Linked DNA regions of Homo sapiens: region 2 is linked to region 1. Evidence: chromatin contacts called from ENCODE Hi-C or POLR2A ChIA-PET data. All regions are on one chromosome and are shown on one strand. Each heading gives the region's core, a stretch centred on a gene start or an enhancer-like site at or near the end of the contact. The rest is flanking DNA. Distances are from core to core; before and after follow the strand shown.

Evidence for each region. A loop is a pair of places that touch in the nucleus more often than their neighbours do. ChIA-PET counts read pairs that join two places held with the same protein, here RNA polymerase II (POLR2A). Pooled maps may share reads with other maps.
Region 2: a pooled map shows a loop between it and region 1 (2.2-fold over the local background). The contact joins two enhancer-like sites. A Hi-C loop is called at or near these places in 3 of 168 maps with a recorded cell type or tissue (Calu3, mammary epithelial cell and posterior vena cava), 2 of 37 single-sample maps with no recorded cell type and 9 of 50 pooled maps. POLR2A ChIA-PET finds 5 or more read pairs at or near these places in 14 of 52 experiments (A549, AG04449, AG04450 and 10 more).

The regions. Positions count from the first base shown.
Region 1 is chr2:177,280,118-177,283,688 of GRCh38, reverse strand. It overlaps LOC100130691 (Putative uncharacterized protein FLJ44553), which reads left to right. Exons shown (of 9, transcript NR_026966.1): 9 at 1-181. Among named protein-coding and RNA genes, the nearest start is that of NFE2L2, 17 kb to the right of the region's middle. RefSeq lists an enhancer at 1,794-2,213. Within about 2 kb of position 1,250, at least 8 of the 41 ENCODE cell types and tissues checked have a DNase peak (open chromatin) inside an H3K27ac peak, as active enhancers do; they include GM12878, where a contact is called at or near this core.
Region 2 is chr2:177,237,933-177,241,647 of GRCh38, reverse strand. The region is part of intron 1 of NFE2L2 (NFE2 like bZIP transcription factor 2); the gene reads left to right. Among named protein-coding and RNA genes, the nearest start is that of MIR3128, 16 kb to the left of the region's middle. Within about 2 kb of position 1,572, at least 29 of the 41 ENCODE cell types and tissues checked have a DNase peak (open chromatin) inside an H3K27ac peak, as active enhancers do; they include GM12878, where a contact is called at or near this core.

The DNA.
Region 1 (3,571 bases), core at 1-2,500:
GAATGAACCTGACGAGAAAAGACCAAACATAGGACTGTTACAGGGAAGAAAAATATGAAAAGACCTAAAGATGCACGTCCTCATTATATGTAAGGAATCTATTTCCTAGAATCCTATAAAAAGCTCAAGTGAATTTGCTTCAGTTAATAAATGTGATTTAATTATAATGATAATGCCACAGCATATGTTTTGTTTCCTCTTTTTGAATTGCTCCCTGTTAATTATTGAGAGAAGAAATTCAGTGTAACTTTTTTGTAATCTGATAATGATGAGGCTGTCTCATGTGTTCCTTATGTGCTTCACAATGTATGCGTATGTGTGTGTATATAGTTAAGTTGAAGAAGACGGCCATGTGTGGGCGCTACAGACAGATGTAAGGCTAAAGAAAGGGCTCCATGGTGTTAGAGCAAAACCTCATGATAAAAAGCTCTTTTTTATACTTAGGACCTGATTGTATTGGGAGGAAAAACAAACATTCAGTCTTGGAATGACCTGAAAAACCTGTGGTATGAACCTACTCCCCTTTCCTCACCCTGGGATTAGAATGAAGTTCTACAGTTCAGCTAAGGTGACCAATTCACTTTGGTTCATCCATGTTCCATGTCTCAGGAAGACAGGAAGAGTCTGGGCTACCCTAGGTTCAGCTGATGGAGTCTAATGGCCCTGTATGCCTGCCTCTTCACCAGTAGGATGGTGGTGGCTGACATCACTGACATGGACTGTGGGGCTAGGACTGTTCTGACCACCTTATGTGTCCCTCTCATTTGGTCCTCACAGTGTCCTGAAAAGTTTGGTGGCTATCTGCGTTTCACACATGAGGAAACCAAGGAAAAAGAGAGTAAGCTATTAGGCTAAACCACGTGGAATTCCTGTGTGTGTAGATCAAAAAGGTTAAATATCAGCAAATGCATATTATTCAGTCTACAACTTGCCCAATATCACAGAGTTGGTAGGTGGTGATCCCAGAGTCTGAACTCTCAACTACCCAGGATCATAGCTACATATCTGTATTATAGATGACAGACCCAGGCTCAAAGCAAATGCATTATATACATATATATTGCTATCAGCAGACTACATCCTTTCTTCTCCAGTCTGTGGCTTCAACTGCTGATTTTATTCAGGTCATAGTGTGAAAGTTGGCTCAAGTCAGACAAGACTGCCCTGCCTGTGGCCTGTTCCTGCTGTGCAGCTAAAAGCAGCCCATCAAACCAGCTCTCTCAGGCTGGCTGCCTCAAAACCTGCCTGCCTAAAAATATCTTTCTCTCAGATGGCACAGAGCCATACACTCCATCTCCCCAGCTGAACTTCCCACCATTAGAACGACTCAGCTACCCACATGCCTTCCACCCGAGCCATTGTTAAAATTCAACTGTGAACCCTATAATCCTCTCCTGTTAACACACTAATGATTAGCTTATCAGGTTACATGAACTCGATCTTGGATCAAGTGAAGTTTGTTTGGGAGTTGGGCTGCAGATGGGTAAGGTCAGGAGCATGAGAGTGAATCATGGACTATTAGATGTGGCAGTAACATCAGAAGCTGTACTGGCCAGTCCCAGCATTTTACAGATGAGGAAACTGATGTTTAGGTGCCAAAGCCTAGGTGTCTTGACTTCAGGGTGACCAACCATCCCAGTTTGCCTGGGACTGAGGGATTTCCTGGCTGTAGAACTTTCAGTGTTCAAACCTGGAAAGTCCCAGACAAACTGGAACAGACTGACCACCGTGCTCGATTGGGAGCCCAAAACTCTTCTGCTTGTCTGGACAAGTCAGGTTTGAGCGTGCCCTTGCAGTAAGAACCCCTAGGCTGCTTGGTACAGCTCAAAAATGCCAGGTGGGGAAATGACCACAGACCTGGTTTACCAAGGCTGGCTCCCCTTCAGTCTCTAAGCATGGACTTGGATGCCATGTGGGAGCAGCCATATTGCCCCATGACTGACCAAAGTGTTAGCCTCTTGGGCCACAGCATTTAGGGAAGCTGGTTACATAGAGATGGTCTCAGAAAATAAGGCTGTGGTATGGTTTGTGTACTTCACAGAGATAGGACCACTGTGTCAGCCACAGCTCTGCGGTTCTCAAAGCTTGGGGGTGGAGTGCTGCTGCTGTTTGTCTCTGCTGCACATGGCTGCACAGATGTTGGGAATGGAGAAGTATTTGGGCAGGGAGATGGATCAGCAGGGTTCCCCGTGCTATCATCATTTCCTTTTTTAGAAGTTTTGTCATTTAGAGGTTTTGAATCTTGCAATAAGCGGTCATCCTTGATTAACTTTGGACTTTTTCCCTTAAATGTCAGGCACCTAATTTTAAACTTTTTCCTGGTTTTACTTCTCCTCCCAGGCTATTTTGTCCCCAGTCCTTGGTTGCTTGGCAGTTGTTTCCAATATAGCGCCTCCTGCTTTCCATTCAGCTGGGATCCAGCTCTAGCTCATGCCCTGTACCTGGGGCCTATGTGTGTAAACTAAAGAAGGGAAGGATGCCGGGCATGGTGGCTCACGCCTGTAATCCCAGCACTTTGGGAGGCTGAGGCGGGCAGATCATGAGGTCAGGAGATCAAGACCATCCTGGCCAACATGGTGAAACCCTGTCTCTACTAAAAATACAAAAATTAGCTGGGCGTGGTGGCACATGCCTGTAATCCCAGCTACTCGGGAGGCTGAGGCAGGAGAATAGCTTGAACCAGGGAGTCGGAGGTTGCAGTGAGCTGAGATCATGCCACCACACCCCAGCCTGGGTGACACAGTGAGAGACTCCATCTCAAAAAAAAAAAAAAAAAAAAAAAAAAGGAAGGAAATCAGGAGGCAAGGAAGGAATAACACAAGAATCCCAGCCAGGCAAAATTGTCAGTGTAAGTTCTCTTTAATATTCTCTTTCCTGCATACATTGCTTTAACATACCCCCAAACCCACCTCCACTTCCAGCCCTACCTCTACACACATCTACGAGAATCTAAACTTTTCATGGTCCACCCTTGCTCTCAACCATCACTAAAATGTCCTTAGTGCCCAAATAACAAGTTTACTGATCTGGTAAATGAATCCCTGATGATGCGGGTTAAAGTTAGAGGTGCAGCCCTCAGAAGTGAATCTTAACTTTGACCTTTATAGTTAATATCCTGCCGAGGCTATCTTAACACTTTAATAAATGTAGTTCTTATGGAGGAACTGTGGAGCTGGGAGGGCAGGTAGTGGCAGGAAGCATAGTGGAGGATTATTTTGGGAAGAGCTCTGTGATAAGCTCTTTTTTCTTTTTAACAAAGAAAAATACAGGATGCCCAGTTGGATTTGAATTTCACATAAACAACAAATAATTTTTTGGTATAAATATGTTCCATGCAACATTTGGGATATACATATACCCAAAATTATTTCTTATCTGAAATTCAAATTTAACGGGGCGTCCTGTATTTTACCTGGCAGTTCTATCTGTGACCTGTGATGCCTCCTAAATATGCAGCCTGTGCAGTAGACGGGCAGGATTGCTGTGGAGTTCAGAAGTTTCCAAATTCTGGCAGAAGGCAACCAGCCCTTCAGGGAGGGCATCGCACAATATAGTCAGGTGAAACTGCTGC
Region 2 (3,715 bases), core at 323-2,822, 42 kb after region 1:
GGGCTCAAGTGATTCTCACACCTCAGCCTCCCAAAGAGCTGGGATTACAGGTGTGAGCCACCGTGCCTGGCTGTTATTTTATCAATTCCTCAAAATTCAAGCATGCCCTCAAATATTTTTGCAGCCTCATATAGCTCTTAATTTGGTTTATATTCATCCAGATGGTAGGATATGATTCATGTTCCACCTGGTTTTCTTCAGAAATACTTAGACAGTGTCTATGGAAAAAAACATTGAACCAGATTTAGCTTTTAGGTAAATAATATAATCACCTGGGAATAATATGAAGAATGAAATGAAAGAAAGAAAAATATAATCAAGTGTAACTTAGACTCTGAATGCTGGTAACTAAGATTTGGATGAAGGAAGGATCTCAGGGGAATAACATTAAAATAAGATTTTTTTTAAATGGAAATACATGATTTTAAGAAGGAATAACTTAAGACATTCCAACTTTATACTACATGAAAGTAAAAAGATCAAGGATCAGTTTTCTCTTTGGAGCAAGGCTCAGTTTCGCTTTCTGTTGAGAGTTAGTAGTGTGTATAATTAATTTTTTTTAACAGTTTATTGATGAAATTTATTTTTAGAAGGAAATCTCCCACCACCTTCCTGTCATTCTCAGGGCAAGATAGAGGGTAGGAGAGGGAAGGGAGACTCGGGGGAATGGGAGGTGCAAGCCTTAATTAGACATTTGAGTGTCTAAAAGATTACTTTTCATTTCAAATACTTTGTCTCAGTTTACTGAATAGCTTTAATTTAGGACAGGGATTGTATTATCTTTGCTTTATCTTTTCCAATATTTTGGATCATCTAAGCATGATAGATGCTGGTTTATTCAAGGCACTAAAATTGACTTGCAAAAGACATATTTAATATGGATTCTGTGTTCAAGTCCTTTCTTCTTTGTTTATCCTGGTACAAAGATGTTTGTTTTAAAGTGGTATGAGTTAATTGTCCAACTTCAGATTTCCCTAAAATGTGTAACAGATTACCCAGTTGGCAAATGATGATATATATTTTTTAAACATGAATATTTCTGTTAGGCCAGATGGTGATTTAACATGAATTGTCCAACATTTGTGTTTCTTATCAAATTGTCTTCTTTTGTCTAAGCCAAGCTAGCAACATAATTTGGAACACACTCAGGAATCACTAAAGGACAAGAGCAAAAAAAATTCAGACACCAAGTGGCAGACGGCATTTGCTCCATATGCCATGCAAAGGCTCCTGGCCAGTGCTCGCATGGCCCTTGGGAAGCTTTCTCACCCGTTGTAAGAAAGTATCTGTGCAGTGCTGTGCAACCCATCTACCTGCTTTCCTCTCTCTACCCAAACCCTACTTATCTAACACTTTGTACTGTGGCCTTCCTCCATGGGGGACTTGCACTTCCTCAAAGCCCTGGATTTCTGTGCAGAAGAGCAGTTTTAGTTCTTCCTTAGGCACTTCCCTTTCCTCCTGTCCAGTGTCATGTTCTTGTTTGTTATGGGCTCCACCCAGACGATTATTTCCTCTTAGATGATGTGTGAGCCTTGCAGAGAGCTGGGTCATTTGTGGAATAAATCATGTGCCCAGTCACACGGCTCCTTACAGGAAATGGTTGGTGCATATTAGCTTAGCACAAAATACAGTAGTGAGCTTGTGGTCCCCAACAGTGAGTCTTCAGTTAACTTCTGCTGTTTTTTTTTTTTTTTTTTTAACATAAAGCTTTGAATGTTTCATACAGTATCAAATCTCTGCAGGATTTTGCCTGCTGAAACAGATGTGAAAATCTGAGTAGCACAGAGTATGACATTAAGGCCATAACAATAAACCTATTGTTGCTGCATTCTAAATTTGATCAAGATGTCTGTTTTTGGGAATCCAAAATAGTTGCTTCAAATTTAGCTTTTTTCTTTTATGAAGCAGTTTTGTTTTGTTTTGTTTTGAGACCTCTCATAGCAAGAAAAAACATTACATAAACTTTTTTTTGAGACAAGGTCTCACTTTGTTACCCAGGCTGGAGTGCAGTGGCACGATCTTGGCTCACTGCAGCCTCGACCTCCTGGGCTCAAGCAGTCCTCCCACCTTAGTCCCCCACGTAGCTGGGACTACAGGCACATGCCACCACGCCCGGCTAATTTTTGTATTTTTAGTAGAGACAGGGTTTCACCATGTTGCCCAGGCTGGTCTCGAACTCCTGAGCACAAGCGATCTGCCCGCCTCGGCCTCCCAAAGTGCTAAGATTATAGGCGTGAGCCACCATGCCTGGCCACATAAATATAAACTTAAAAATACACAGGAAAACCTTTCAGAACACTTTGAAACCTATTTTGGTCCTATTACGATTGCACTGAATGTCCCCCAGCCTAATGAAGAGCAATTAGATGTCATTTGGTGGCATTCTTGGTGGAGACAGTAAGCTAGGGCCGCAGGAGCTGCTTAGTCTCCCAGGGTCCAGCATTGTTTCAGGTAACGTGAACAGGATGCTCAAGAGCTAGTCTAAATAATGCTTCATGTCTTATTTTTCCTGTTTGTTGATAAGGATTCATAAAGATGTCTTTTTCTGGTCATGTCAAGGGAAATTCAAATAAAAAACATTGAATTGGTTTGGAGCTGTCCATTGAAGGGTACTCACAGCAGGAATTGAGTGGCAATTGAATGTGTGTGTGTGTATGTTTGTAAACATTTATATTAGAGTGTATGCAAATGTATATGGGCGTGCCCACTGCCATCACCATTACCCCCACCAACAGTAACAAAACCACCATCAAGAGCAATATCCACTAAAACTTCTAATTTGCTTATTAATTTGCTTTATTATTTGTAAATAATTCAGAATCTCTGAGATCAAAATCCTTTTTTATTACAACATGTTAATAGTAGTCTAATTCAGACCTGCCCTGAGGAAGAACCAAGCAATGAAGCTGTCCATGATTTTAGAAGTTAATTGGCTCATTCTTTCTGACCATCTAGGTAGTCCCAACATTATTTTAGGCTCCCCCTAGTTAGGTCCACAACCTCATTATTATCCATTGGCCTGGACTTTGGTCTCGCTTATACAGCAAGTAGTAGAGCCTATCACTGTCAACATGTAAACATTTGCATATTTTACATTTATAGAGAGATACTTTTCACGTGCCTCATTTGATCCACTAACATCTGTATGCTTGGGTAGGATGGAATAATTAAACAATGTATAGCTAAAGCCATCCAAACCCCTCAAATATTATCATCTGATGGGAAGGAAAAGGGGGGGAAAGGAAATTAAATAGTTATTTCAATTCTTGGCATGATTGACACTGACAATTATAAATTCCATTCAATATTTTCTTCCAGCTCATGAGGGTTGGTTGTAAGGATACTTTGCAAGTCAGATTTATGAGCAGAAGATGTTTGCAACCTAAATTGCTTCAGTTGCATGAAAAAGTCACAACCTTTTACTGATTTTTATCCTGGGATCTCCTTAACAAGAAAAAACCTCAGGCCCAGGAAGTCTAGGGTGAGGCAGGGATGTGTCAAAGTACACTTTTCCCCACGTACAGGGACAAGTATTTGAGTTTCTTTGATTGACTTTGCAAAGAGCTTTGCACACTTTGCACATCACTTCTTGAGATGGGTGGGAACATGGACTGCCTATTTTACAGAGTTCAATTAAGATCGCAGGATCATGCATTCCTTTCATTTTTGGTGCTAGTACCTAGAAGATGGGAACATATTGAACACTTAATACCTT